Linked DNA regions of Homo sapiens: region 2 is linked to region 1. A link is a loop called in an ENCODE intact Hi-C map of the cell type or tissue named here. Cell type or tissue: dorsolateral prefrontal cortex. All regions are shown on one strand. Links, peaks and the distances in the headings refer to the core of each region. The heading gives the core; the rest is flanking DNA. Region 1 overlaps AGPAT3 (1-acylglycerol-3-phosphate O-acyltransferase 3). Region 2 overlaps PFKL (phosphofructokinase, liver type).

Region 1 (2,900 bases), core at 172-2,671:
GCCCAAAAGCAGACAGGGGGGCTGGGGACCCTCTCGGGGACCCTCTCGTCGGCATCCTCAAGGGCGCCAGCCAGTGGGGCTGCAGTGGGGATGGCGCCAGGTGGCGGCCGTTCGGCTCTCTGGGGAGGCGACCCTCAGCTCAGTGCAAGAATCCAGGCTCTGAGGCCCGCAGGCCGTGGGGGGATCCTGGCTCCAGGGTCCATAACAGCCAGGCCCCTGCCTCCCACAGCCACTGTGATGAGTCACCAGGTCCCGGACCCTGTGGCTGATACTGTGAGGCCCGTCAGAGTGTGAGCTGTTAGCGACAGTGTCCATTACCTGCTCCCACAAACCCCAAGAAAGTCAGGATCAGGAGAGGTGATCCGCTGGCAAAGACGCCCAAGACAAAACTGAAGAGGGGAGACAGGAGAATGGTGGCCCAGGACAGGAAGTTCAGGAGGGTCCACGGCCTCCGGGCAGGCTTAAACTGCTCCCCTGGAAACATGCCCTTCTGATTATATATCTCCTGGAGCGCGTCCTAGAAGAGTCAACAGAGAAAAAGGAAGCGTGAGGCTTCTTTACAAGCTATTATTTCAATGCAGGAGAAGATTGTTGGCAATGAAAAACGACTCAACCTAAAAAAAGCGCCACGTCAATTAAGAGCACAAATCACAGAAGCTGCAGGTGCAGGCGAAGCTGGCTGTACGTTTTTGGAGAATCTGATAGCGTGCATCGAGAGCTCGCAAGCATATCAACCCTTTGACTGAGGAAGTCTCCCAGGAAAATAATCGGTCAAGAAAGCAACGTTGTGAATACCAACACCTGCCTGCCCAGCACTGCCCCGGCCACCCGCCACATCCCACACCTCCCACGAGCCAGAGGCAGTGGGGGTGGCAGGTGTGGCCTGTGTGAGTCCCGCGGCCTGGATGCAAATCCCTGCAAAGCGCACTCTCAGCTGCACGGCCCAAGGAAAGTTCCTTAACCTCGCATACCTCGGTTTCCTAGCCTGGCAAAGGAGGCTAATGAGGAGCTGGGAGGAGAGAGGAGCCTGGCCAGGGCCACCTGCAGAAGGTTCTGCCTCTGGTGGGAATGTCAAAGGCACAGGCTGGCAGGAAATCACCATGCCTGATAGAGCAGACACTCCGCAGCCACTGCCCGTGGGCGGGGCAGCCCGTGGGACTCTAGGATGCTTGGGAAGTAGTGAAGGGCACCATCAACTCTCTCGTTTTTTTTTGTTTTTTTTTTTTTTTTGAGATGGAGTCTCACTCTGTCGCCCAGGCTGGAGTGCAGTGGTACGATCTCGGCTCACTGCAACCTCTGTCTCCCGGGTTTAAGCGATTCTCCTGCCTCAGCCTCCTGAGTAGCTGGGATTACAGGTGCCCACTACTGCGCTAATTTTTGTATTTTTAGTGGAGACAGGGTTTCACCATGTTGGCCAGGCTTGTCTCGAACTCCTGATCTCGTGATCCACCCACTTCGGCCTCCCAAAGTGCTGGGATTACAGATGTGAGCCACCACACCTGGCCGACCCGCTCTCTTTTAAAGATGGTTGGAGACTGTTATCACTGAGCTCACTGGCTTCAAGATATTTTTTCTAGTTGATCTCTTTGATCTCTTCATGGTTCTCAGCTTCCTGCTGGAAACTGGGGTTGGGGTGCCCCCTGCCAGCCACACACTGTGTCCGTGCAAAGGCAGGTGTCATCGTGTCCTGGCCACCCCTGAGCACCCAGCTCCCTGCCTCCGGAATGTCCCCGAGTGTCCTGGCACACACATTTTGGCTGTGTGCTTCTTGAACTATGTTGTTTGTATAAATTCAAACTTCAAGCCTGTTGGAGGACAGGCCTGTAATTATGAATTCCCAGGAAGACTTTCTTGAGCCCAAGAGGAGAAAGGCAGGTTTCAAGGCCATTTCTCTGTGCTGGGAGGTAATTTTCTTTTCCAGTTTAACCTTCCTGAGGGTCCAATTCTTAGAGGGTCCCAGCATCATGTGGGGTTTTTGGTTCTAACGTCCCGCCTTGAATGAGGGGAAATCTTTATCTTCTGTTTCCATGTAGGCATCACAGCACGAGACTTCAGGGGATGGGGCAGGCAGAAAGCACCAGGTGGGCATGGTGCTGCTGGCTCCCAGGCCCAGGACCGAGTCTCAGCCCCACCTCCCTTTTCAGTCCTGGAGATTTCCCTTTTTTTTTTTCTTTCTTTTTTTTTCTTTCTTTTTTTTTTTTTTTTTTGAGTTGGAGTCTCACTCTGTTGCCCAGGCTGCAGTGCAATGGGGCGATCCTGGCTCCTGCAACCCCCACCTCCTGGGTTCAAGCGATTCTCCTGCCTCAGCCTCCCCAGTAACTGGGATTACAGGCATGCGCCACCAGGCCCAGCTAATTTTTTGTATTTTTAGTAGAGACGGGGTTTCACCCATGTTGGTCAGGCTGGTCTTGAACTCCTGACCTCAGGTGATCTGCCCACCTCGGCCTCCCAAAGTGCTGGGATTACAGGCATGAGCCACAGCACCCGACCGATTTCCCTTATTTTCTTGAGAGCCCATCAATGCATTTACGATGATATTTTTTACATCCTGGGAGGATTTCCTGGTTATCTCCTCTCCCACAAGGCCGACAGTGGAAATCGAATGCCCCATGCATTTGTGCGTATAAAACAAAGAGAAAGTAGTTCTTGGGCTGAGTAAGCCGTGGGGGAAAGAAATAAGAACTGAGTGTGGTTTTCAAAGCAATGCTCTAACATCCCTAATTTGTTTCTGTTATACAAGGAGTCTAGTGACCATCTATGTCTGTTACATACCTGTAATGTCTTTTAAGAAAATGAAACAAATGTGACCAAATGTTACCAGCCATAATTATACAGGCATCATGTTACCCTTCATACTTGTCTGTAGTTTGTTAATTTCTCAAACATTAAGAAGAAGGGAC
Region 2 (2,900 bases), core at 216-2,715, 320 kb before region 1:
ACTGGGAACATCCCATGCAGAGCATGGCAATCAGGCATGTGTGGGTGTCCCGAACTCCACACCCCGCCGCCCCAACCTCTGCCACGGAGCCCCCACACTCACAGGCCACGGGGCCAGGCCTTGACCACAGAGCAGGATAAAAAGTGGGGCAGGTGGAAAAGAGGCCGGCACCTCCCACACCGGCCCCACCCCAGACATTCAGGCTGCGGCGTGGGGATGGAGAAGCCGGGGAGCACCTCTGGGCACTGAGGAAAGCACCTGCTGGAAGGGGCTTGGGCTCCTTCCTCCGCAATGAGATGGGGGACTGAGAACAGAGCCCCTCCGGCCTCAGCCACCCAGGGAACAGCACTGCCCTGCCCCAGGGCCTCAGGGACCCTCACCCCCCAGCCTGGACATGATGCTGGTGCCACCAGGCTCTGAGGTCACTTCCTCTTTCCTGTCCCCTTGCCCTCGGCTCCCAGGACTGCAGTGAAAGAAACAGTCTGTCCCAGCGGGGGCCTTGGCAAAGCCAGTTTCCTGGAGAGGGACATTAACGGGGGAGGCGGCACTCAGGAAACGCTGGTGCTAATGTACCCCACACCTTCTTCCCGAGAGCCCCCATCTCAAAAGATATCCATGACTTCATACAAAAGGGGCAGCCAAGACCACCTAATCTTCAGAGAGGAGGAAACCCACGCCAGCGGCCAGGGTCCCCTTCTGAGTGAGGTCTGGGGCCGTGTAACAGGCCTGAGTTTGTGCTTGCCCCTGGGACCAGCCCTGCTCTTCCTGCCTCCCTCCCAGCACCCATACCATGCCATCCATCCCTAAGCCATGCGGGTCCTCTGTCCCCAAGCCTCGTGCCCCTCAAAAGCCCCTGCCCTCCCACCCCCCTGTACTTGCAGAGGCTGGAGGTGCTGACCTGCTGGGGGCTCCTGCTCAAGCCTCGGCAGCTCCCTTGAACATGGAGACCCCCACGAGAGGACTCTCGACCTCTACCCTGGTTACACATGCTTCTCATCCGCTCTCCAGCTTGGCGTGGGGCTCAGCAGCAGGGAGCAGGTGTGAGGTGAGGTGCCACGCCTTGAGAAACCCCAGGGATCGGCACACTGTTCTCACGTAGCAGCCAGAGTATCTGCCACCATCCCCACACTACAGGAATCCAATGAGATCCCAGAGGGAGGGTGAGGGACCTTCCAGAGCCCAGCAGGTGGCAGCAGAGCCAGGACTCACCCAGACCCACCCTCAGGTTCAGTAGGTGGCCCTCTCCCCACCCAGCAGCCAGGGGATCCAACAGGGGGGCCAGAGCCAAGCCCGGCAGCCATCCAGAAGAAGGGGCACAGACGTTAGAATGGGCAGAGCACAGAGCGTGCAGGGAGCTGGAGCTGCCCACACTGGCAGCTTCTCCACTTGAGCAAGCAACGCCGTCTCTAAAGGAACAGTGCCTCCCTCACATCCCCACATAGATGGGAGCACGGCTGCTACAGCTGAAACTGGGGCGGGAACCCAGCAAGCATCCCACACACACCCAGAAAGCCAAGCCCCCCAGACAGACAGACAAGCTCCCCCAGAAAGACAGCCGAGCCCCCCAGACAGCCGAGCCCCCCGCAGACAGCCAAGCCCCCCGAGACAGACAGCCGAGCCCCCCCCAGACAGCTGAGCCACCCCAAGCACCCGACAACCAAAAACAGTCAGCAGAGCCAAGTCCTGCTGCCTGAGGCTGGGCGTCCAAGGTGGTGCTGTGAGTGCAGCGCCCTGTCCCCCACCCTCACTGGAGTTGGGGGCAGTGAGGGAGATCCACTCAGCCACAGCTGGCCGAAGCTAAGCCTCCGTCCCTCCCTCGCCCTCCCTGCAGACCTGGTCCCACCACAGGTCCAAGCCCACCTCTGGCAGGCAGCAGCTGAGGCAGGGCAAGGAGAGGGCAGGAGCAGCGCACCCAGGCCACCGTCCAACCACAGGGCCTCTCTGGTCTCCCCAGCTCCAGGCGGAGTCAATGTGCCACTGGGCGGGTCAGCCCAGGGTCACAGCCATCTCAGCAGGGGGCCTGGTGGGCTTGTCAGGGGACCTGGGAACGGCAAAGGGGCCCCAGGATCAGGGGTCAGCAAGGGTACCCCTCACTTCCAAATGTCTTCAGGGTGCTCTGCAAAATAAAACCTGCTTTGACGCCCGGAGACAATGAAGCTGCCAAAACCCAGCTTTGTGCTGAGCCCTTGGGAGGAGAACAAAGTGGCCATGTCACATGGCCACTTTGTTGTTGGGACTGGATTTTAGAACGGGACTGGAAAGGGACACGTTCTGGATTTTAGAACGGGACTGGCTGCGGCCTGAAGGAGGAAATTTTCTCTGTTAACCTCATTGGAAGCTGTAATCTTCAAAAGACCTTTTTAATGGCCCTTTAATCGGCTTTTCTTTCTCAAAATAAACCTCGGGCAGCAGTCGCCGACACCGCAGTCAGAGGGCAGGCAGGACAGTGGGCCTGCCGCTGCCTACCAGCAGGTGATAGCCACCCCTGCCCAGGAAAAAAGGCTGGAACAAAATCAATGTCTGAGGTTGGTGCGCTGGTTCCCAGTGACCTTTCCTCACCATTAGCTCCCAGGCAAGAAAGCAGTGAGCATGAAATGGTCACAAAGTTTAATGATCAGCTAAGGATGTAAGCATGAGCCTGAAGGCTCCAAACAGGAGGCCATGTCAGGGAGGCGTGGCGGGCCAGGAAGCTAAGTCCTCACCTGCGATAACAGGAAACCAACGTCCAAACACACCAGCCAGGGAAAGGCAGGGCACGGTGTCCTGCAGGGGCAGGGAGGGGGCACTAGACAAAGGGCCCAGAGAATTAAAAGTGCCCAGGCCAGGGCGAGATGAAGGTAGGCATAGGCAGGCCGGGCCATTTTTTTTTTTTTTTTTTTTTTGGTCAAGTCTGTTTTTTT

The links. A loop is a pair of places that touch in the nucleus more often than their neighbours do. Peaks named below come from ENCODE experiments on the same cell type or tissue, not always from the same donor. Only the 100,000 strongest peaks of a DNase experiment are listed, where the experiment ranks them.
Region 2: a loop joins it to region 1, with 3 times the contacts of the local background. A loop is called at or near these places in 2 of 110 quality-filtered maps.

Annotation. Positions count from the first base shown.
Region 1 is chr21:43,978,606-43,981,505 of GRCh38, reverse strand. It overlaps AGPAT3 (1-acylglycerol-3-phosphate O-acyltransferase 3), which reads right to left. Exons shown (of 10, transcript NM_020132.5): 9 at 319-517. Among named protein-coding and RNA genes, the nearest start is that of TRAPPC10, 32 kb to the left of the region's middle. RefSeq lists an enhancer at 1-300. In dorsolateral prefrontal cortex, for the core only: CTCF peaks have their summits at 1,443 and 1,642; a DNase peak (open chromatin) is centred at 1,635; H3K27ac peaks cover 1,908 bases.
Region 2 is chr21:44,303,416-44,306,315 of GRCh38, reverse strand. The region is part of intron 1 of PFKL (phosphofructokinase, liver type); the gene reads right to left. Among named protein-coding and RNA genes, the nearest start is that of PFKL, 4.8 kb to the right of the region's middle. RefSeq lists enhancers at 1-38, 39-693, 733-1,532. In dorsolateral prefrontal cortex, for the core only: a CTCF peak has its summit at 1,189 (motif pointing right); DNase peaks (open chromatin) are centred at 474, 1,195 and 1,896; H3K4me3 peaks cover 2,436 bases; H3K27ac peaks cover 2,500 bases.